3 separate regions of the Homo sapiens genome follow, and all the other regions are linked to region 2. Evidence: chromatin loops called from intact Hi-C (ENCODE). Cell type or tissue: A673. All regions are shown on one strand.

Evidence for each region. Peaks named below come from ENCODE experiments on the same cell type or tissue, not always from the same donor. Only the 100,000 strongest peaks of a DNase experiment are listed, where the experiment ranks them.
Region 1: a loop joins it to region 2, with 2.5 times the contacts of the local background. A loop is called at or near these places in 5 of 110 quality-filtered maps.
Region 3: it touches region 2 in a loop (7-fold over the local background); 75 of 110 quality-filtered maps call a loop at or near these places.

The regions. Positions count from the first base shown.
Region 1 is chr12:44,506,344-44,514,343 of GRCh38, forward strand. NELL2 (neural EGFL like 2) reads right to left here. Exons shown (of 20, transcript NM_001145108.2): 20 at 1,935-2,641. The coding sequence ends at 2,591. Among named protein-coding and RNA genes, the nearest start is that of NELL2, 370 kb to the right of the region's middle. In A673, a CTCF peak has its summit at 4,343; a DNase peak (open chromatin) is centred at 1,338; H3K27ac peaks cover 2,185 bases.
Region 2 is chr12:44,010,852-44,018,851 of GRCh38, forward strand. All of the region lies in intron 3 of TMEM117 (transmembrane protein 117), which reads left to right. Among named protein-coding and RNA genes, the nearest start is that of TMEM117, 180 kb to the left of the region's middle. In A673, a CTCF peak has its summit at 4,679 (motif pointing right); a DNase peak (open chromatin) is centred at 4,720; H3K27ac peaks cover 2,024 bases.
Region 3 is chr12:44,924,808-44,932,807 of GRCh38, forward strand. No RefSeq gene overlaps it. Among named protein-coding and RNA genes, the nearest start is that of NELL2, 52 kb to the left of the region's middle. RefSeq lists an enhancer at 2,140-2,309. In A673, a CTCF peak has its summit at 6,394 (motif pointing left); DNase peaks (open chromatin) are centred at 4,634, 4,854 and 6,364; H3K4me3 peaks cover 447 bases; H3K27ac peaks cover 3,467 bases.

The DNA of each region.
Region 1 (8,000 bases), 500 kb after region 2:
TTCACCAAGGCCTGCCCTTAAAGGAGCTAAGCACCCTCAAAATAAATTCATGCTTCTTAGCTCTCACTTTCCCTTAATATTGGCACAACTCAGCCATGGCATTCTGCCAATTATCATCAGAGTGAGAAATGGGGTATTAACCTTCCCTTTTTCAAGGAACAAAGTTCTTAAGAAACAATTGATTACTGCTTGCCCAGGGCCTGCACATGAAACAGTAATTCTCCTGGGGAATCTACTATTTGTGGAGTAAACCTTGAAGAAAAAAAAATTCAATCTGAATTCATGTGTTGCTTTAATAGTCGTTGAATTATCATAGTCTTGTATTTTCCTTCTTTTCTTCTTAACTATGAGTTTTCTTTCACTCAGCGGCCTATAGAAACCAAGGATCTGCAAGCCACCAATATGCCCAGAGCCCTACAAAGATTTCCAAAGGATTTGTAATATAAAATTCCAGCCTTGCTTCTCCTTCCAGAAGGACATATCTAAATGACAAATATGTATCTATATGGGTGTATACACACACACACACACACACACACACACTTTCCTACACACATTTCTTACTCTCTTATAAAAATGAGTAAAGTATACTTTTTCAGGAGGATTCAATATGAAATCACAAAGCTATATAAGGAAAAAATAACTTGAAAAAACTTCAAATTAACAGATATCTTCTTGGAAGCTAAATTGCTATTTACCATTGTAATACAGCTGACAAAAAATAAACCTTATGCTCTGTTGAATTAAATTAAATTAAACATAAAAAGGCTACAGAAAAATCATTTATGATAAATTCAGGGAATATAGCTACTTGATTTTACACATTCAATAAATATTACCATGCCAAACTATGAAGACATTTTTGAATTATCTTTCAACTCAGCTCGTGCTAGGTTGTTTCCATAGCAATAGTGAGTGAACAGTTAAAAGCCACTTTATCATTTCTGTAGCTTGCGGTGGTCACCTTGTGTTCATTTTAATTTTTTTTTAAAAAATGCCTCTATGCATCGAAAATTAATTTGACAATACTTATATTTCCTTTTCACCCTAGTGTAAAACATAACAGGGCAATATTGGATTGGCTTCCTTTATTGAGTTTCAGGATGTTTACTTTTATCCCCTCTGACATTCTGGTGCATCAAAATATTTAACATGTAATTAATATCATAATATCTTTTAACATTGATATTTTTAAAAATTTTATATCAAAACGTGAAGGACCAATTCTTGAAGACATTCTCAACCTCACATACTGCTCTCCTTATGTGTATCAGTTAGAATCCTGGCAGGAAACAGATGGCACACTCAAGCTGGCTAATTAAAGAGTATAACAAAGGGACCATTTATAAAGATATGCCTAGAAATAGAGAAAACAAGATTGAACAGTTACCTCCCAAGGACAGAATAGCCAGAGCTGTTAATATCCCTAAGCCAGAAGATGCAAACAGTAGAAGTTATCAGAACCTGGTGAGGCAGTGAGACAGAGAGGAGTACCTTTCAAGAGATATAACCTTCAGTAAGGTGACACACCAAATCATGGCGGTGGCCAGGCAGGAAGGGAGCCAGCGGAATAAATATCCAAACTTGACCTCTTCCTAATATGCCAGCTGTGTTTCCTGCTGCAGTATAATTGAAACCAGACAAGAATCAAGAGGAAAAGGAACCCACTATTAGGGTCTGTATAGGTCAGCCACCCCAGGATGCACAGCAGGGTAGAAAGGGTGAAATTGAGGATCTAGAGAGGAAGAACTAAGTTATCCATCACATCCCTTACTTAGGCATATCATTTTCAATTTGGAAATTTGGAAATAGCAACTTTCAATTTAGAAATAACATAGCAGGAGTTTATCATCAGCAGAACTAGAATGCAATTTTTATAGAATCATCTGTGGAAAAGAGGAACATATTAAACAAGATACTCAGACTCACATGTGTTATAAGGTAAGAGAAATATTTATTTAATTTTGCACAAGAACGAGCTTATACTGAACAAATTCAACCAAATAATATTAAGTGCAGTAAAACAAGGAAATAGGGATGACTTTTCCTGTTAGAAAATATTAAGTAACCATGCCTGTGCATTATTTTTATCATTACAATAACTTGTTTCAGATTTCTTTTCAGAGTGTACTGTACATAACATGTTATAGCTTCTTTGCTTTACTTCTGAAAATATAATTCATTCACTGCCTGACATTTTATTTCTTGCAGTGAGGAACCTAACTGATTCTTGAAGATTCTGATCTAGAGGAAAATTTTCTGCACCAGTGAAGCTAGAGGCTTTCACAGATCCAATGGGCTCAGGCTTTCTATCCAGGGTTCAGGATGTCACGGTATATACTGTACGCCCATTCTTCTACATGGTGATGTGAGACACAGTAGAGGCAGACTTGAGGTCTAATTTTGCCCCAGTAATTTTCCTTTTGTGATTTTGTCAAGCTCCACAAATTTCATAATTGAAAGTTCACTCAGCTATTAACAAAGCTGCATTTAGCTGCCCACAAATCACCCAATTTAAGTTTTAACTTCTTTTTGGTCTTTTAATGAAAGAACATTCTTTTAACAGAAATCTCCCATGAGACAGTTAACTTCACAGTTCCTGAAGGCACTGTGGATCCACTGAGCAACAGATGTGGCCATTCTAGATTTAAAAAAAGTAGAAAGAAAAACAGTATGAATTTTTAAGCCATTAGTAAATGATCACATTTATTGATTGGTACTTACAAACAAAACTGTATAATTTATTTCTGCATTCCTAAAAATTCAATGGCCCAATCACTTTTCATGACTCTACTATTGCAGACTCAATTATTATGCCCATTGTATTTGTGGGAAGTCATAAACTGGCTTTATTTACTCATTGGCATCCTCTGTATCACATTTGTTCTTTCATTTATTTGCAAAATATGTACTAAGTCTATGTAAGCACTAAGTATATTAATAAATAAAGCAGACATGGTCACTAACCTCACAGAGCAGGGTTTGCAGTTTATCTAGGGAGAAAACTAGTAAGTACCATGCAAACATATAATCAAAAATTGTGAAAAGTGCTAGAAAGGTGCTATGAACTAAATGTTTGCATCCTCTTAAAACCCACATGTTGAAATCCTAATCCCCAGTGTGATGGTATTAGGAGGTAAAGCCTTTGAGAGGTAATTAGTGAATGAGGGTAGAGCACTCATGAATGGGATCAGTGCCCTTACAAAAAGATGAGAACACATGCGTCCTCTCTCTCTATCTACCATGTGATACAATGAGAAATGGCCATCTGCAAACAGGAAGTGTGTCCTTGGAGATACCAGATCTGCCAGGGTCTGGATCTTGGAATGTGAGAAATGAATTTCTCAGCCTCCAAAATTGTGGGGAATGAATTGTCGTTGTTTAAGCCACCCAGTCTATGGTATTCTGTTACAGCAGCCTGAACTGACTAAGACAAAAGGAAATACACTAGGTGGTTGTGTGAGATTAATAAAAGACTAGCTACTTAGTCAATGTCCAGGGTAGACTGTTCTGTGAGGTGATATTTAAACCGAGACCTGGAGACTGCATGAAAAGGTGGCCAAACGCACAGAGGAGAGTTTTGTGTAGTTAAGAAACTGAAAAAAAGCTTTGGGTAAGAATTTTCAGTTAGGGAAGAAAACTGTGGTGATGAAATAGGATAAATAGGCAGGGAAGGGCCAGATATGCATAATTAGTTTTTGATATAAGGTATCAAAACAATATAGTGTTGTACAAAGAAGAAAAACCTTCTATCCTATTCTTTTGATTCCCTGCACTCTTACTTTTCTCAACCAGCTAACTCATAGATAATGTTAATATCGTTTTTAAAACCGTGATGATGATAATATCCCTCCATTCCTTAAGTGTGTACTCTGTGTCAGACACTTTGCCAGGCATTTAAAATACATTATCTAATTTCAACCGCACAGCATTCCCAGTTGGATTCCTATTAATAGTCACACGTTTTAGATTCAGAAACTGAAGATCAGAAAGCTTAAATATCATGTCCAAAATCACACAGCTAGTAAATGGTAGAGCTAGGATTAAAACTCAGGCTAGCCTGACTCTAAAATACATCCTCCATTATATAGTTTCTCTCAGAAAATTGGCTTTTGATGATTGAAATGCATTATACTTTAATATGATAAAAACTGAAAGTGTCTTTGTTTCTATAAAAGGAAACCTGAAAAGATTTTGATAGTCTAGCCTTTGCTAAAGCACACTGATGAGGAAAAAGCCAGTATATATCCAAGAAGAATATTATCAGTTTAACTTATTTGCATCTTTTCTAACTTATTATTAAGCTGAGTTCATATTCTGGCAGTGACAGACTCAACCATTTCTTAGACCCCTAGTGGCATTTTAAAGTTTTGTCATCATATCTCCAGCCCCTAACATATTCCTAGAGACAGAACTGTTCGATTGAGACTTGTAGAACTCAGCTGTGCCCTAGAATCTCCAAGATGCCCCAGGCTGGAACCATCTTTGCCTCTCCTGTCTGACAAAGGCCACTCTGAGGTGCCGGCTCAGAGGCACAGGTTTTCTGACCATAACCAGGTCACACAATCTTTCTTAATTCATTGGCCCAACAAAGTGATGGGTGTACCAGTTCCTGGGAATATCAGCTCCTCAAATTATATGGCTTTGGAGCAGAAATATAATTAGGGAATTTCTGGAGCTTTCCATCACTGAGTATGTGCAATTAGCATTAGAACCCTATGGGGAAGAAACCATTAATATTGCACCCATAAGTATGTCTTAGGAAGGGTTTCTTTGTTTTCTAAAATCTTCCAGGAGTGTGTTGCTTATTCCATATTGGATATGTTCTGCTATAACAGGATTCTACAAACCATATCAATGGCAGCTCCTTAATTAGGGAAGCATGGACAACTAATAAAGCATCCTACTTGGGTTCCAGTTTTACTGATAGCATAGTTTCTTATATAAGACTAACCCTCCTATAGATAACAACTATAAAGTCTGAACAAAATACAAAAATAACAATTGAAAGCAATAGAGAGTGTCAGGCAGACACTACAGCAGTTTCAATCTTTGAAAGAAGGAAAATGTACTGTGTGAGTGTTGTTTTCACTTGGTATTCCCCCTTAGGGCACTCCCCAGTCTGTGCAGCTTGAGATAACTATAAGGAAAGCAGAAAGCCACAATCTCACTGAGGTGTCAGAGGACAGCTTGGGAGTTGTCAGAGTGGCTGGAAATTGAGGGGGAAATATCTATAAAAGAAGAAGTGAATCAGTAAACAAACTCCTTTTAAATCCTTGGCTGATCTTTGAGTTGCAGAAGAGATTCTAAAGAGCAAATCAAGAGAGCCACAGTTTGAAGGTTGAAAGATATGAGAAGAGCTTTCAGATGCTGCTCACTGAAGCAGTGCGTCAGATCTGTGTCCTTCTAAGATATAAAGGATTGATAAACAGTTTAAGTTTTCCTTAGACTTCTATCTCTCACCACCTATAAAAAATCAACTAAAAATGGATTAAAGATTTACATGTAGTATTAATACCTGCAACTATAAAACTACTAGAAGAAAACATAAGACAAATGCTTCAGGACACAGGTCTAGGCAAATATTTTATGAGTGAGACCACAAAAGCACAGGCAACAAAAACAAAAATAGATAAATGAGACTATATCAAACTAAAAAGCTTCTGCACAGCAAAGAAAAAAATCAACAGAATGAAGAGACAACTTGCAGAATGGAAGAAAATATTTGCAAACTATTCATCTGACAAGAGATTCATACCCAGAATGTACAGGGAACTCAAATAACAGCAAAACACTGCAAGTAATCCAATTAAAAATGGGCAAAGGATTTGAACAGATATTGCTGAAAAGAAGTCATACAAATGACCAACACATATATTAAAAATGCTCAACATCACTAATCATCAGGGAAACGCAGGTCAAAACCACAATGAGCTATCATCTCACTCCAGTTAGAACAGCTTTTATTAAAAAGGAACAAATTACAAATGCTGGTGAGGATGCAGAGAAACAGGAACCCTTGTGCACTGTTGGTGGGACTGTAAATTAGTAGAGCCATTATAAAAAACAGTATGAAAGTTTCTCAAAAAACTAAAATAGATCTAACATATGATCCAGCAATCTCACTACTGGGTTTTTACTGAAAGGAAAAAAAAAATCAGTATATTGAAGATATATCTGAACCCCCATGCAGTATTTTTCACAATCACCAAGATATGTAATCAACCTAAATGTCTATCAACAGATGAATGAACAAAGAAAATGTGGCATATATCCACAATGGAATACCATCCAGACATAAGAAGAATGAAATCTTGTCATTTTCAACAACATGGATGAGACTTGGAGGACATTATGTGAAATAAGCCAGGTGCAGAAAGATACATACTACATGTTCTCTCTTATATGTTGGAGCTAAAAAATTCATCTTATAGAAGAAGAATTATGGTGATCAGAAGCTAGGAGGAGTATAGGGGAGAGGAGGATAGGAAGATGTTGGTTAAAGTATACAAAATTACACAGCTAGATAGGAGGAATAAGTTCTAGTGTTCTATAACACTGTAGGATAAATATAATTAATAATAATTTATTGTATATGTTCAGAAATCTAGAAGAAAGGATTTTGAATGTTCCCACCACAAAGTAATAAATGCTTGAGGTAAAAAATACCCTAATTACCCTGATCATTGCATACTGTACATATGTATCAACACTCTGTACCCCCATAAATATGTGCAACCACTATGTGTCAACCAAACATAAAAGGAAAAACCAAATAATCCAAGCTTTCCATTGAAGGCCTAAAAGGGCCATGATTAGGTGTAAAACAATACCTACAGATTAAGAGATTCATGCTAAAACTAAAGGTAAATTTGAAACAGACCCCCCCTAACTGGTGTAAAGCCAACCTCTAATAAGTGCTAGGTTATTGGCTAATAATTTACAACCTGCTAGAACAAAAACAGTCTTCACAAGAAGCCAATGGAACCTATGATCTATAAAACATATCATCCATCATATCCAATATATTATAAAAATTAATAGACGTGAAGAAAAACAGGAAAATGTGGCTCCTAATGAAGAGAAAAAGCAGTGAATGGAAAATGACTCGAAGATGATCCAGATGTTGTAATTAGCAAAGACTGGAAAGTATCTATCATAAATATGCTCAAAAATGTTAAAAGATACAGTCATAATGAATGAATAAATGGTAAAACTTGGCAGAGAAATTAAACTACTAAAAATTAAGTGGAAATTCTGGAACTGAAAAATGCAATATCTGAAATGAAAAGATTCACTGGATGAACCTAATAGCAGATTAGAGATGGCAGAAGAAAAAGCCAGTAAATTTGAAGACAAAGCAATAGAAATTATCCAATCCATAAAACAAAGACAAAAATATTGAAATAAAAATAGAACTTTAGTGACCTTTAGGATAATTAAACCATCTAAGCGAATGTTTAATTGGAGTCTCAGAAAACTATGAGAGAAAAAAATGTGGCAGACAAAATATGTGAAAAAACGATGGCTCAACTTTTCTCAAGTTTGGTGAAATGACATCAACTTAGATATCCAAAAAGCCCAGCAAACACCAAAGAAAATAAAGACCAAAAAAAAAAAAAATTAGACCTAAGTGCATCATAGTCAAACTACTAAAAACAAAGATAGAGAATCATGAAAGGAAAAAGTAGGGGAAAAAAGAAATACTGCATACAAGGGAATAAAAAAACAAATGATCACTGTATCAGAAACAATGGAAACTAGAAAATAATAGAATATCACCTTTAAAGTTCTGGAAACAAATCTGTCAATCCTGAATTCTATGTCCAGTGAAAATATTCTTCAAATATAAAGACACTTTCAGATAAATAAGAGTTGAAAGAACTTGTTACTAGCACACCTGCAATAAGGAAAATGCTAAGGAGTGTTATTCAAGCTGAAGGGAATGTAACCAGATGGAGACTCCAATATGTAAGAAGAAATGAAGAGTACCAGAAATG
Region 2 (8,000 bases):
CATATACACATGAGCATACATAATCAGATACATTTTTGCTCTTGTTATTTTGAACAAATTGTCAGAGCAATTAAGAATAACAGAAACAAAAGTCTTTATTTTACCTTCATTTGTTCCTTCACAATGCTCTCCTTCATGAAGATTGGAAGTTTTGACCTATATCATTTCCCTTGTCTCTGAAGAACTTTTTTCTAACATTTCCTGCAAGATAGGTCTACTAGCAACAAATTTTCTCATTTTTTTCTTGCTTAAGAAAGTCTTTATTTTTCTTTCACTTTTGAAGAATAATTTCAGAGGGTACAGAATTCTAGGTTTTTTTCTAGAAAAAAGAGTTCCTTTCTCTCAACCCTTTATTACAATAGTCCCTCCTATCTGTAGGGGATACATTCTAAGACTTCTAGCGGATGCTTGAAACTGAGGATAGTACCAAGCCCTGTATATACTATTGTTATGGTTTGGCTGTGTCCCACTCAAATCTCATCTTGAATTGTAACTCCCACAATTCTCATTCCAAGTGGAAGTAATTGAATCATACATGGAGGTCTTTCTGTTGCTGCTCCTGTGATAGTGAATAAATGTCATGAGATCTGATGGTTTGATAAAGAGGAGGTCTCCTGCACAAGCTCTCTCTGTTTGCCTGCTCCCATCCATGTAAGACGTGACTTGCTTCTCCTTGCCTTCCGTCATGATTGTGAGGCCTCCCCAGCCATGTGGAATTGTAACTTAATTAAACCTCTTTTTCATCCTAGTCTTGAGTATGCCTTTATCAGCAGCATGAAAATAGAGTAATATAACTATATTCCTTACTATACATACATACATACATATGTATGACCAAGTTTATTTTATAAGTTAGGCATAGTAAGATATTAATAATATTAATGAAATAGAATAATTACAACAATATACTGTAATAAAAGTTATGTAAACATAGTTTCTCTCTCAGAATATCTTATGGTGTTATACCAAACTTCGTTTTGTTGTCTGTTCTCTGATAAGTGAGAAGACTATTAAGTGACTATATACATTTATAGCATATAAACATATATACACTGGACAAAGAGATGATTCACTTCCCAGGAGGGATGGAATGGGATGGTGTGAGATTTCTTCACACTACTTAGAATGGTGCATAGTTTAAAACTTATGAATTATTTATTTGTAGAATTTTTCATTTAATATTTTCAGACCACTGTTGACAGAGGGCAACTGAAATCGTGGAAAGCAAAACCATGGATAAGGGGGACACTGTATTTCACCCCAGTCTCTTTTTATTGCGTGGTTTCTGAGGGGAAGTTGGATATATTTCTTATCTTTTTTCCTTTATATGTAAGGTGTTTTTTTCCCTCTGGTTTTCTTTTAAGATTTTTTTCCTTATCTTTGATTTTCTGCAGTTTGAATACAATTTGCCCAGGTGTTATGTGCTTTTTTTGGTACTTGTTCTGCCTGGTGTTCTGTGAGCATCGTGGAGCTGTGGTTTGTTGTCTAACATTAATTTGGAAAAATTCTCAGTCATTGTTGCTTCAAATATTGTTTCTGTTTTTGTTTTTTTTTTTTCTGTTGCTTCTTTTTCTGATATTCCCATTACACAGTTATACCTTTCATGGTTAACCCACGGTTCTTATATATTCCTTTTTATTTTCTTTTTTTTTCCTCTTTGCTTTTTAGTTTTGGAGATTTCTATTGACATATTCTCAAAAATAAAAGTTCCGATATTTTTTTCCTCAGTCATGTCCAATCTATTAATGAGCCCATCAAAAGCATTCTTCATTTCTGATCCACTTGTTTTGATCTGTAGCATTTAAAAAAAATCCTTTCTTAGAATTTCATCTTTCTGCTTATGTTATCCATCTGTTCTTGCAAGTTATTTTTTTCGATAAAAGCCCTTAGCATATTAACGATAGTTTTTAAACATTCCTGGTCTGACAATTCCAACATTCCTGGCATATGGGACTCTGGTTCTGATACCAGTTCAGTTTTTTCAAACTGGGGTTTTTGCTTTATAATTGTTTTCCTTGTAATTTCTTGTTGAAAGGAGGACATGATGTACTGGGTAGAAAGAAGTGCACTAAATAGGCCTTCAGTGATGCAGTGGTAGGGTGTGGGGGGAGGGGAAGTCTTTTGTACTCCTCTGATTAGGTATCACACTTTTTTTCTTTTTTCTCTTTCTTTCTTGCTTTTTTTTTTTTTAGACAGGGTCTCACTTTGTCACCCAAGCTCATGTCCAGTAATGGCGTGAACAGGGCTTGCTGCCGCTGCCTTAACCTCCCAGCCTTAAGCGATCCTTCCGCCTCAGCCTCCAAAGTAGCTGGGTCTACAGGCTCACACCACCACACCCTAGCTAATGTTTGTATTTTTTGTAGAGATGGGGTTTCGCCATGTTGCCCAGGTTGGTCTCGAACTCCTGAGGTCAAGTGATCAGCCTGCAGCCTCCCAAAGCGCTGGGATTACAGGTGTAAGTCACCGCGCCCAGTCTAGGTCTCAGACTTTTAATGAGCTTGTGGCCCTGGGCTCTGAACTTCACCAGTGCTTCACAGTTTTTCCCCAACTTAGGCTGGATATGATGGCTAGGGTGGTCTGGAGTTAGGTATTTCCCTTCCCCCAGGTAGGTTAGGCTCTGATAAAATTCCAAGAGGTTAGGGTCTGGAGGGCAGGCCTTGCAAAGAACAGAATATCCTTTCTTTCATATTTCAAATGGTTCCTCTTCCTTCCCCACTGCTGAAAGTACAGGGGAATTTTTCTCTGATAGTCGCTGTGAGGGCCTGGAGATAAGACTCACAGAAGGGTGAGGGTCCTCCGTGGCTGGGTTCCCTGGAGGTTTTAGCTCTCAGACTTGTCCACACCGAGCCTCCATCAGTTTATCAATTGCAGCTCAGATTTATGTACCTCAGCATTGGTTCCTGAAGAGGTTTCTGCTCATGAATTCCTCCTTTGGTAAGTTGTGATTCTCTGTATTTGCCTGTCTGTCTCTCCAATTTGTGGTGTAGGGTTTGCCCTAAGACTTCACTTCACTGACAGATCTAAGAAGAGTTGTTGATTTTTCAGATCACTCAGCTGTTTGCTTGCTGTTAGGATGGAGTGGCAACTTCTAAACTCCTGACATGTTGGAGTGGATACTGGAAGTTGAAAAAGGGTTTGAAACCTAACAAACTTTCAGGGGAGGGGCATAGGGAGAACAATAGACACCTCAGATACAACTGTGGACTAGAGAAGGAAAGACTTGTGTCCTTTTCACGGTGAAGCCTGGGCAGTGGGAAGCCGTATTCAGAAGTCCCCCTGTCCCCCACAGCACAAAAGCAATAGAGCTGAACTGGCTCTAGGTAGATAGGCCATTGCAGGTAGACGGGCCATGGCAACCTTGCAGAGTTCCAGTCACCCCACTGTGGTGCAGAGAATAACAGAATCATTTTATCTTTGTCACTGAGGGTGGTATGGACATGCTCCCTCAGCAGACCTGATGAGGCCTTGGGGTTAGGATGAGGGGGATAAGATGAGATTGAAAGATGAAGCTGATGACTGTAGGCCAGGTGCCTGAGGAGCTGAGTTTCTCATAACCTAACATGAAGTGTCTGCTTCCAGAGAGGATATGAGCCCGAGGTAGAAATAGCTGGGGTATGTCCTGAGAATTTCTAACATGTTCCCAGGTGATGCTGATGCTCCTAAATCTGGGATAACACTTTGAAAACCACTGCATTGTTTTATTCCAAACTTCCTAACCTCCTATTATTTGTTAAGTATAAGTAGATCTATGCATAATCAAAAGATACGTTACACTACCCAATTCCACAGGTGGTGTACTCTCTTGTACTATATGGTTAATCACCTAGATGTAGCAAGGAAAATGAACACTGGTATCTCCCATCTGTTGGTTACTGCTATTTTTTCCCCTTGGTGTTGTGCTTTTATGTTGACACTTTTCTTTCTTTCTTCCTTCATTTTCTTTGTTCTCCTTACTCTGATCTTTCCTTATAGCCTCTATTTGTTGTACCGTTTTTTTTCTATGTTCTGTGAAATACTGTGATCGGTATGTGAAAATAATATCATTTAATTAAGCTTTAAGGCACACTACCTTGCATCTAGCCTGAGAACAGCACAAGCCTGCTGTAATTTCTATGATTGGCCTCACTTAGGAGATTTTATTTGTTGAGAGGCACCTGAAAAACCTTAGCAAACTTGGTTCAGAAAAAAAAAATGGTGGCTACAGTAATAATATATAACTCAGAGATTTGAGACACAGATGATGTAGTTACCATAGGAAATTTTTTTCCTCTTTGGCTGTTATTACTCGTACTGTCTACAAGATCTGTCCAAGAACAGTGTATCATCTAAAAGAGGGGATGCTGGACTTAAAAAAATAAGTGAAAAAGAAAATTTAAATTAGAAGTCTTAAGTCAGTCATTGTATCCATATTGATATTCTTAACTGAAAAAGAACAAAACCCAGGAAGGCTTTTATTTATCGATTCCATGAAGAACATATTTCTTTTGTGTCATGGTGATCAGTGATTTTTGAATATATATATCTATAATATACTCAAATAAGATTTCTTGGTATTTTTTGGACTTAAAATTTTTGGATTGTATGATTCTGAGACTTACATGCATATGTTCATCTCATAAGATGGAAAAGCTTTTGCTCAAATTTTTTTTTGTCCATGTTGAAATGAGAATTAAAATCGCTAGAGGGCACTGTGGATAAGCATTTGTAGCAAAGATACCTATAGGAGCTAGAACTTGCCAGAATTTAGTTGTACAGGAAGTCCTCAATTACCGACATGTACTGGTCCAAAAATGTGCTTATAAATTAACTCTTCGGAATTCAGGATTCAGAGTGTATTTTCCTAATAGAAACAATAAAATAAGTAGTAGTATAACAATTTCCCAAGTTGACCTCTAATAGTCTGTTAAATATATATATGACACAGATTTGTTTGTTATGTGAAGGGAAGCAACAATAACAAAAACAAATATTATACACCTCATTGAGATATAATGGGATTTACCAAACAACAAATAAGACTATACAACTCATTTAGATATAATGGGATTTAAGAAAATTTTGATGTAGAGAGTTTTATTTTGGTGTGAACTGGCTTAATTACAAAAACCCACTAGCTTGGAAATATTACAGAGTTGCAATCTCTGTGTCTCAAAAACAAGAATAAAACAAAATACCCAGGAATAAACTGTTAATCTGTGGGTCACCCCCGTTGAATGGATTGATAGCACTACCCCCTCCTCCCAACTCCCTTCAGTTTTTAGTGGAGTGGGGTTCATACGGTTCTGCCTCCCCTGAACCCCACCTGGCTGCTTTGTTCTTATGTCCACTACCTCTCACTACTGCTGCTTCTCCTCCTGGTGCTGTTCAGTGGCATGTTTGGCTTCTTTCCCTTTTCTTTAAAGGCATCCAGATATCCAGCCAGTCCCAGCCTCTGGGTGAAGCCATTCCTCCTAGTTCCAAGCTAGCAAGGGTAATTTAGCACTGTTTGCTTGCAGACCTAACTTTGGGAATTCACTCAGTTCACCTCCCAGGTGGAAACGGGACCATCCCTATGGCCACAGCAGAGTCTCCCTTTCTCCCTGTGTCCCACCTGCCCTAGGAATGGTTCCCCTTTCCTCTTTCTTTCTTCAGCTTTCTTCCGTCTAACTTAATTACTGTTTTGGGATTATTTAATTTTTTTTCTCTAGGGCTTTCACTACGTAAGTCTACATTTCAATCAATGAGTGTTTTAAACTAGATGGGAAACAATACATGACTTGACAGTTAATTTGCCCTGATTTCTTGCCACACTTCCCTTTATTCTTTAGTGGAAATACAAAGTCACAGTTTTCTTTCATCTTTTACGAGCTAATGGGAATGTAGGCAGAGGTCAATGGTGAACAGAGTGCCTGAAGGTTTGTGGATGATGCAAAGTATTGGGAGAGTACCCTGAGCCCCACAAACCACCTTTATAATTTAGGTTGCATCAGTATCACCTGGGTGCCTGCCAAAAATACAGATTCTGTGAGGTGTTAGGTGGGACTCAGAAAAGTGCATTTTAATTAAGTATCCTTGATTATTCTGATGAGTGTTATTCTGGCCACAGATATAAATTGATAAATTATATAATAGTCCCTCCATCCTTAAGCCTCCTTTCAGGCAAATGTGTCATGGATTTTAGAGTGTTATCTTTTGTTTATGGGTTTTTGTTTTAAGGTGGCAAATGTGTCACTATCACCAAGGAGATGGGAAAGGTATGATTACTTTGATTTTTGGTGAGGTTGTGAAAAAATAATGTTTAGTAAAGATGAGCATCAATCTGATCTGCTCATTTAGCAGGATACATGTAGTATTTCCACCTACACTTTTCACAAAAGGAGAAAGCATTATTTATGAAGCCTTCTGTGTGTGTGTGTGTGTGTTTTAGGTGATAAATAATTGAAAGTAAAGGTTGGCATCACTATGCCATATCAAGCTTTTCCTTTTCTTTCTTTCCTTTTTTTTTTTTTTTTTTTGGTGATGAGACAGATGGTATTTTTTTCTATAGATGCCAAAAAAGGAAAAACCCCAAACCCACCAAGTCTCACAGTTGTGGAAAGAAATCTTATATGATTTCTAAAAGCAAGGATCTGCTGGCCCTCCTCTTACCCCAAAGACTAGGGACCATGAATCACTTGGAAAATAGATTTGTGTATTCTGAGTGCTTGTCACTGGGTTGGCTAACTTAGAGGGGTTTTTAGTTGAAACCAGGGCTTTCTAAGTATGCACTTGATAAGCATGTAAGAAGTAAGAACAAAATATATCCAGCTGATTAATAATGATATATTTCAAATATACTGGTGTTTAAATGGATATTAGACACTATGTTACCCTCTCCACCACTTCAAAATATTATAACATTTTAGGCTTTATAGTCTTTCATGACATCAAAGGTAATGTTATTATTTAAATAGAATAAGGACATCTGTTTTAGAAAGAGAAAACAGGTTCTTCAATGTGTGTTTTGGCTAGGCAAATGATAGCAGAAAAAACCTCTAATGCATCATTTTTAAATAGATCATTGAAATGACAGAGTTTTGATTTTTTTCAATGTTCTTTTTAACATCTGACAAGTCTAAGTACTTCTGTCTACATAAGTCACATACTAATTAGTAATTAACCACTGTTATTTAATTAGACTCTCTAGTTGGTACATCATGCATTGATCACTCCCAATTTGGTATGTGCTGGCTGCTCTTGGTGACTAGGCCACTCTGCTGGGGTTCATTTCATGCTGTGTGTTGCAGCTGTGCCCAGACACAACCTTTTTCTGCCTTTGTCTTGAAATTAGATAAGAAACATAAAAATGTGGAGAATTGAACTAACTCTAGTTAGTCAACTAGATTTCCAAAATGGTTACAAAAGGCAAAAGTGAATTTTTGCTGATTGAATGAAAAAAGGACTCTTTCGTTCAAAAATTCATTTTTTTCTCCTTTTTTATGCTTCAGATTTTCTTTCAGATGATTTGATAATGATATGTATGCTTTAAGGAAAGGTCAAAATTATATTTTAGACCTACTGAATTTGCAAGTGTTCTAAGCATGCAATAAAAACATGTAAAATCTCTACACTATATTAGATGAAACACATTTGAAGTAATTTTAATTAGAAATGGCCAAAGTAATTTAGAGACAATTGTTTTAATAAAAATGGTACATTTCTTAGATTATGAAACTAACTTTTTGCACTGTTTATTCCATTGGTTGTTACATAAATGGAGACTTCTGCTATTATGAATTCCTTAAACCACATAGTATGTCTTAAGCAACTCCTAGGACCTTATCAATATTTTATCCAGAAAGTACTCTTGATAATTAACTCTACTGTTTTTATTTTTCTTTTTTTCTTTTTCTTTCTTTTTTTTTTTTTTAGAAGAAGTCTTGCTCTGTCGCCAGTCTGGAGTGCAGTGGCGCAATCTTGGCTCACTGCAACCTCCGCTTCCCAGGTTAAAGCAATTCTCCTGCCTCAGCCTCCCGAGTAGC
Region 3 (8,000 bases), 910 kb after region 2:
ACCTCGGGCTCCCAAAGTGCTAGGATTACAGACATGAGCCACCTTGCCCGGCCTGAACTCTCATTTCTTTCTGAAGTTTAAACTACCCTCTCATTTTCTGATAGGACTTTGTATTATTGAGAACAAAGGCCTCAAGAAAATTGGTTTCATGGGATACCTTCCTGCAATATTTGAATACATATAAAAATCCCTATCAAAAGCTAAGATATAAAACTATGTACCTTTATTTTCAATCTAAAGTGATTTTATACCCTGGAAAGTAAGTATAAGCACAATATTTACTGTAAAAAATGCACTAAGCATTTTGTTGATGTAAAATTTAATGAGTCCATAACTATGCAAACATTGTCATTGGGAGTGAAAGGACATGTAGGTTCTATCTGTCCTTGCCTATCTTCTAGAAGAGAGGCAAGAAACAGCAATGACTTAATAAGATGACCAATTCACAGAACTACCCTCAGGTCATACGAGTGTGAAAACACGTGCAGAACGCAATAACTCATACACAGTTTTATTTCCAGAAGGTGTTTTTTGAAATGGCCAATACTAGAGAATATTTATGAAATCCAATTTCTACTTAATGCAGATAATTAAGTAGGTAATAAGGGATGGGTAAAAGAGTTACAACTTGCAACTTGCCTATAACTCTTTTCGGATTGCAAATTTTCAGATGTCTCCTTACTATTTACAAAACAAAAACTTATTTTAACCAACCGATCTTTGAAGAGTCTTACATCTTATTATAACATATACTTATCCTGTTCCCTTCCAACATTCCTGACTCAACAATTGGTCATAACATTAACACTTTCTCTCCTGTATTCTCCTTATGATTTTCTCTCCTATATTCGCCTATTTACAGAATTAACTTATCAGTGTTGATCACATAGAATTATACACACTTTGGCACTATAAGGCTTTTCAGAAGTCATTTGGTTCCATTTTATTTTCACAGGTGAAGACACAAGTTCAAGTGCATTACATGACTCCCTTAAAACACACACTAATATGGCAAAGTACATAATTTAATTTTACTTTTCTTTAGCTCAAACCAGCATGCTACTATTTATAAGTAATAATTTAGCTTCTCATATTTTGGAGGGAAAATTGTCTATCATTATACACAACTTTTACCCCCCATAAATAAGCTTCCCTTTATTAAACATGAATCAACTTTCCAATTATCTTTCAAAGGCTCTTGACATCCCATAATATAGTAAAGCTCTTGTAAAAGGTTATCAGTGCACTTCAGTTCAGACCTTTCCTTCTCTCTGTCTCCATATGAAGATATTTAGTAATATTTAGAATATTCCTTTACCCCATGGTAAAGTAAAATCTTTATTTCTCTGATAAGTTCATCTTTATTCATCCTTAATTCACAATATCAAGTATATTAAGGGCAAATCCCAAGTCTGTAACTCCTTATCACAAAATAGGGATTTGACTCCCACTGTTGTAGAAATCTCACGGAATAAAAGGATTTATAAATACTAAAATTTCTAAAAATAGATTACAAACATATTTTTCATCTCCTTTTGGAGTTTACCATATTTGCTTCTTGTTTCTCAAAGTTACCTCTGGAAATACTCCAATCTTCAATTAGTAAGCAAGGAAAAGGCCTTCCTGCTTTAACAAAGTAATTTTAGAAATAAGTTTCAAAGACAAACTGATAAAATGTCACTATGGACACAGGGAGGGAAGGGAATATCTTAGTTAAGTGTACCTCAACATCCAGAATCTCTGGTTATACATTTATATAGCAGGAGGATCGGAAATATATTTAAGACTTTCTCATACTCTCATTGCAAATTGAGTAAAATCCAAACTCCCTAAGTCCTAGAAGACACAATGACACCCTCTCAACACTGACCAACTCCAGCCACATCATAGACCACTTTCCCGCTCCTATCTGCCTCTGTGTCTCTTGAAAACTACATAAGTAGTTATAAGAAATAATACAGATAGAATCTATATGTCCTTCACTCCCAATGACAAATGTTTGCATAATTATGAACTCATTAAATTTTATATCAACAAAGTGGTTAGTGCGTATTTTACAGTAAATATTGCACTTGTACTTACTTTCCAGTGTATAAAATGACTTTAGATTAAAAATAGAGGTACACAGTTTTATATCTTAGTTTTTGATAGGGATTTTTATGTGTATTCAAATGTTGCAGAAAGGTATTCCATGAAACCAATTTTCTTTAACTCAATCGCAACTAAACTTTTCAATTGTGCACCACTATTAACAAAGAAAACATAAAATGCATATATGTGCTAGAGAGTTAATAGGTAAATTACAAACATAAAATAGAAAAATGAGGAGATTGAGTAAATTAACATAATTAGAAAATATTGTCTGTTTATTGTAAAAAATGATTTGAATTTCACTAAAAATATTATCTTATGCGCTTAATATGCTTACTTTTATTTGAAAGTCTTATTCCTTTGAAATAAACTAGTTCAAACATGAAAACAAGAAAAAGAAAGAAAATTACAAAGCAACTTCCAACCGCAACAGCTTTGCTTTAGCTTTTCCCAATGCCTAGAATATTCTTATCCTTGATTTTCACACAGCAGAGTGGCCTTCCTTGACCATCCTATCTAGACACACCACCTCAGGTCTCTCCAATTAGCCTGCAGGGCATTTGTAACTATCTGTAATTACTGCTTCTTTTCAAGTTTGTTTGTCAACTTTTCCCACTAAATTGTAAAATACATGAAGGAAAACACCTTAATCGAATTTACTGCTGAGTCACGAGGCACATACATCAATGCCCAACACATAGTTGATGCTCAATTAATAAGCATTACATGAAGTTGACATTGGTCAAATGCTTTATTTGCCTTTTATTCACTATATTTATTGTCTATTTGCTAAGCATTACCTAAGAATAACATTTTTAAATAGAATTCTTCAAATACTTAAGATCAGGAGGAAATCCAAAACCTAAAATTATAAAACTTTAGTGTTGATCTTGAGCTTAGAAATCATCTATAGCAGCTTCTTTGCCTTACCAGGGGAGGAAACTAAGGGACAGAGATAATAGTGACTTGCCCAAGATAATGCAAGGTTTTTATTGTTGTTTCTAGGAAAGATGTTGCCCAGTCAGATCCTGAATGGAATATTTAAAGCACTAACATAAGAAGTTTGGTTCTCAGCCAGGCGTGGTAGCTCACGCCTGTAATCCCAGCACTTTGGGAGGCTGAGGTGGGCAGATCATGAGGTCAAGAGATCAAGAGGTCAAGAGGTCAAGAGACCTGGCTAACACGGTGAAACCCCGTCTCTACTGAAAAATACAAAAAATTAGCCAGGCATGGTGGTGGGCACCTGTAGTCCCAGCTACCTGGGAGGCTGAAGCAGGAGAATGAAGTGAACCCGGGAGGCAAAGCTTGCAGTGAGCCAAGATCACGCCACTGCACTCCAGCCTGGGCGACAGAAGGAGACTCCGTCTCAAAAAAAAAAAAAAGAAGTTTGGTTCTCACCAATGAAGTTAGCCTTACTATTATAAATTTGAGAATGATTACTATGATTACTACTATTGCCACTCCTATTAGAACACTGCGTGGATGTGACTTAACAGTTTGCTTACTATCTATGTGAATAACTATGTAGAAAACCCACACCAAGACCTTTAAACACCAAACACTTTGATCAATACTGTCACCCAAATAATTTAAGTTCCATTGACTCTATTGATTGACAGATTATCACTTGCTCAAACAGGCTGACAATAAAACGCAAGGACTTCAGTCTAAAACGATTTAATCATCAGGACCGTAAAAGACATACACGCTGAGGCAAACGCATTGAATTGATTATTTAATTTTGTGTGTCAGTTAAGGCTTGCAGTACCTCACACAGTGCCTGTAACAGAGGGATCAATAAATACTGAATTAAATATGCTACTAAGTAACTGTTAAATGGCAACTGGACAGATGGTTAAATGACAGACTGAAGGAAAGAATCATTCAGTCAATCGATTTGAATCACGAAACCTTCTGCCATTAGATGTGTGTTGCCCTACTTTGCCTGTCTAATTGTGCTTTGTGCAATTCTATGTACAGCCCAGTTGATCTTTCTGGCATCATTCAGTCAATCAAAGAAAACTTAGAGTTTAGGTTAATTTAGGATTGCAATAAGCCTTAAGAATTTGATTTTTCTATGAAGACTTCACTTTACCCAAACTCATCTCCTTGGGATGACCACCTGCCCACTTTTTGAAGATATTCACAAGTGTGCTTCCTTTAATAACTTTTAGGGGCTTAGCAACAGAATATGTGGGAAATCTTCCCTAATAAATGACACAAAAAGCACTTCAGCAGCAATTTTAGCTCATCAAGTATTTTTTAAACTCATTCTTTTCTTTTAAGAAGATCACAGCATTTTGGAATAGAAACATTGCATCTTTTGACTAAGTCTGTTGAGAGGTAATAAATTTGGTGGGTTTTAAGTATTTTTAAAATTTACGCAGAGTTCACCCAGTAGAACCTAGGTGGGCTTGTACTTTATACATTGAAAAAGTGAGATGTGGGCAATTTAGGGGGTAAAGAGGAGGAAATAAGAGCTTCCCTTTTACCCCAGTAGCCCTTGTCTTAGCACTTTGCTAAGGAAACCTCTGGCTTGCAGCCAGTATCATGATAACTTGACAAGTCCCCTTTGCAAAAGTCCTTATTGTGCCTTACATAAACAGCACAATTAGAAAGCCTGACCTACTCCTTACACATTACAAACAGAATATTTCATACTAAAATTGGCAGACTTCACTAAAAGCTACCTGACATGGCAGTTGCAAATACAATGCACGTTAGTGGTTTAAAGTGCAGGCTCTGGAGTCATAAGAACTTGCCTTTAGATCCCAAGCCCCACTCACCAGCTGTCTGACCCCTCATGAATTATTAAATTTCTCTAAGCATCAGTATCCTCATCTGTGAACGCAGAATAATGCTACCTGTTCCATACAACTATTGTATGAATTAAATAAAGGCATGATGTGCTTGACACATAGTAGGCTTTCAAAAACATAATTAGTAGTAATGGAAATAAGTGTATACATGGCTAAACTACTTAAAGCACCAACTAAAAGAACAAACATATCTGCTAATGTACATTCAGAGCTTTTAAACTTAATCATGGCTTTTCCACCCACTCACCACTATAAGATCAAAATTGAGAGAAATAGATAAAAATGAACTACAACCTGTCTTCTCTTGCAAGAGTTTTCTAATTAGCACACTAACTAATTCACTCCTTACAAATGTGCTATTCATAAACACAAACTGTTGTCTCAGACACTGATAACTTACGTGATTTTGTGAATGTAAATGCATTACAAATTGATTTTAATTAGACATAATTAAGAATTACACACACTAATTTACTTGTTTTCCCTTGATGTTTGGGCTTTTTACTTAATAAATTTCTGATTCTAACAAGGAGACTGTGTTAGGGCATTAATTAAAATCTTTAGTATTTGGGGTCAATATGTAATTTTTATTAAACTTACCAAGTATGATCAAAGTGAAACTTAAAAATAATTCACTGCCAAAATATTTTAAATACAAGTCTTCCAAACTTATTTTAAGCAATGTTTGTTTTTTGAAAGGAATAATAAAATTTTGTTTTCCTAGCAGATCCAATTAAAACTGTCCTTTGCACATAAAAGGGCTCAAAATCATTACTATAAACTGATTCAAATGCAAATTTATCTGGGAACTTTGGCAAGTCTTAACTTCAAAAGGATACAACTAAAAAATATTTAGAACAAAACTGAGATGCAAATTAAACACTAAAATATTTACTAAAAAGAAATTAGTCCCATATCTAATATGTTTTTCTGCACAAGACTAAACAAATTGAATTTTTTAAAACAGAATTTAATAGAAGACCCTCCTGTCAGATCAGACAGACCCAGGTAATGCTGGTATTGCTGGGCTATCATAAAGAAATGGATTAAGCCCTATGCAATAGCTTTAAAAGTTATTACAAAAGACATAGAAATATCCAGTGAGTTAAGCAGCTCAGATTTTGAACACCCAAAGTAGTACTAAAAAACATTAAAATTCTATCCATAAGCTTTAAAAAATAATTTCTAATTCATAGCATATAAACAAAGGGTAGACTATGTTTATTTAAGAAACTGCACAAAAATAATCATATCTCATTTCTGGTTATAATTTGTTGTGTACTAATTCCTGTTATTGACTCTTCTATGGCTATTACCATGGACTTCTCTAAAATATATAGTAAATCAGGCCTATTATGAAGTAACAGCCTTACATTCTTTCTTATGTGTCACTTTTATACAAAGGAAGGAAGGGGAGGATACTTTTAAAAATAAAACCCTGAGCTGCTCTATTCCAAATAATTGGAAGAACTACAGCGCCATCTTGTGGAATAAAGTAACTAATTAGTGAAATGCTTTGATTCTGTTAGGAAAAAAATTGAATTTCTTGGCCATCAACTCTAGTTTCTTTTAATGATCTATTATTTTACAACATTTTAGTCTGGAACATCTGTCAAACAGCAAAAACTACTATTATGCTAGAACACTAACGTATATAATACAGTAACCAGGTGATTTATGGCCGACTATGTCACAGATAAAGAAAAATACAAAGTTAATATTATACGTTGCCCTGGAACCAAAGAAAGAATCTGGAAGTTTGGACTTTTGTGTCCTTTTTCAAAAATTGAAAGGCAACAAGAAAACCCTTAACATGGCTGAGGTGCAGTTTCTGAATATTTATTAAAGGAGCATATCCTTTAATACCCATAATCAGAAAGAAGGAAGTAAGTCAAGGAGGCTTGGGAGGAAATAAGGTTGGGTAGTTGGAATCAGAATGTTTTTATTTCTTTCTTCTTCTTTGTTCAATTAATAAAATTTCTTCTGGCAGCCAAGATGGCCGAATAGGAACAGCTCTGGTCTACAGCTCCTAGCATGAGCGACGCAGAAGATGGGTGATTTCTGAATTTCCATCTGAGGTACCAGGTTCACCTCACTAGGGAGTGCCAGACAGTGGGTGCAGGACAGTGGTTGCAGCACACCGTGCGCGAGCCGAAGCAGGGCAAGGCATTGCCTCACTCGGGAAGTGCAAGGGGTCAGGGAGTTCCCTTTCCTAGTCAAAGAAAGGGGTGACAGATGGCACCTGGAAAATCGGGTCACTCACACCCTAAAACTGCGCTTTTCCGACAGGCTTAAAAAACGGCGCACCAGGAGATTATATCCCGCACCTGGCTCGGAGGGTCCTACACCCACGGAGTCTCGCTGATTGCTAGCACAGCAGTCTGAGATCAAACTGCAAGGTGGCAGCGAGGCTGGGGGGGAGGGGTGCCCACCATTGCCCAGGCTTGCTTAGGTAAACAAAGCAGCCAGGAAGCTCGAACTGGGTGGAGCCCACCACAGCTCAAGGAGGCCTGCCTGCCTCTGTAGGCTCTACCTCTGGGGGCAGGGCACAGACAAACAAAAAGACAGCAGTAACCTCTGCAGACTTAAGTGTCCCTGTCTGACAGCTTTGAAGAGAGCAGTGGTTCTCCCAGGACGCAGCTGCAGATCTGAGAACAGGCAGACTGCCTCCTCAAGTGGGTCCCTGACCCCTGACCCCCAAGCAGCCTAACTGGGAGGCACCCCCCAGTAGGGGCAGACTGACACCTCACACGGCCGGGTACTCCTCTGAGACAAAAGTTCCAGAGGAACGATCAGACAGCAGCATTCGCGGTTCACGAAAATCCGCTGTTCTGCAGCCACTGCTGCTGATACCCAGGCAAACACGGTCTGGAGTGGACCTCTAGCAAATTCCAACTGACCTGCAGCTGAGGGTCCTGTCTGTTAGAAGGAAAACTAACAAACAGAAAGGACATCCACACCAAAAACCCATCTGTACATCACCATCATCAAAGACCAAAAGTAGATAAAACCACAAACATGGGGAAAAAACAGAGCAGAAAAACTGGAAACTCTAAAAAGCAGAGCGCCTCTCCTCCTCCAAAGGAACGC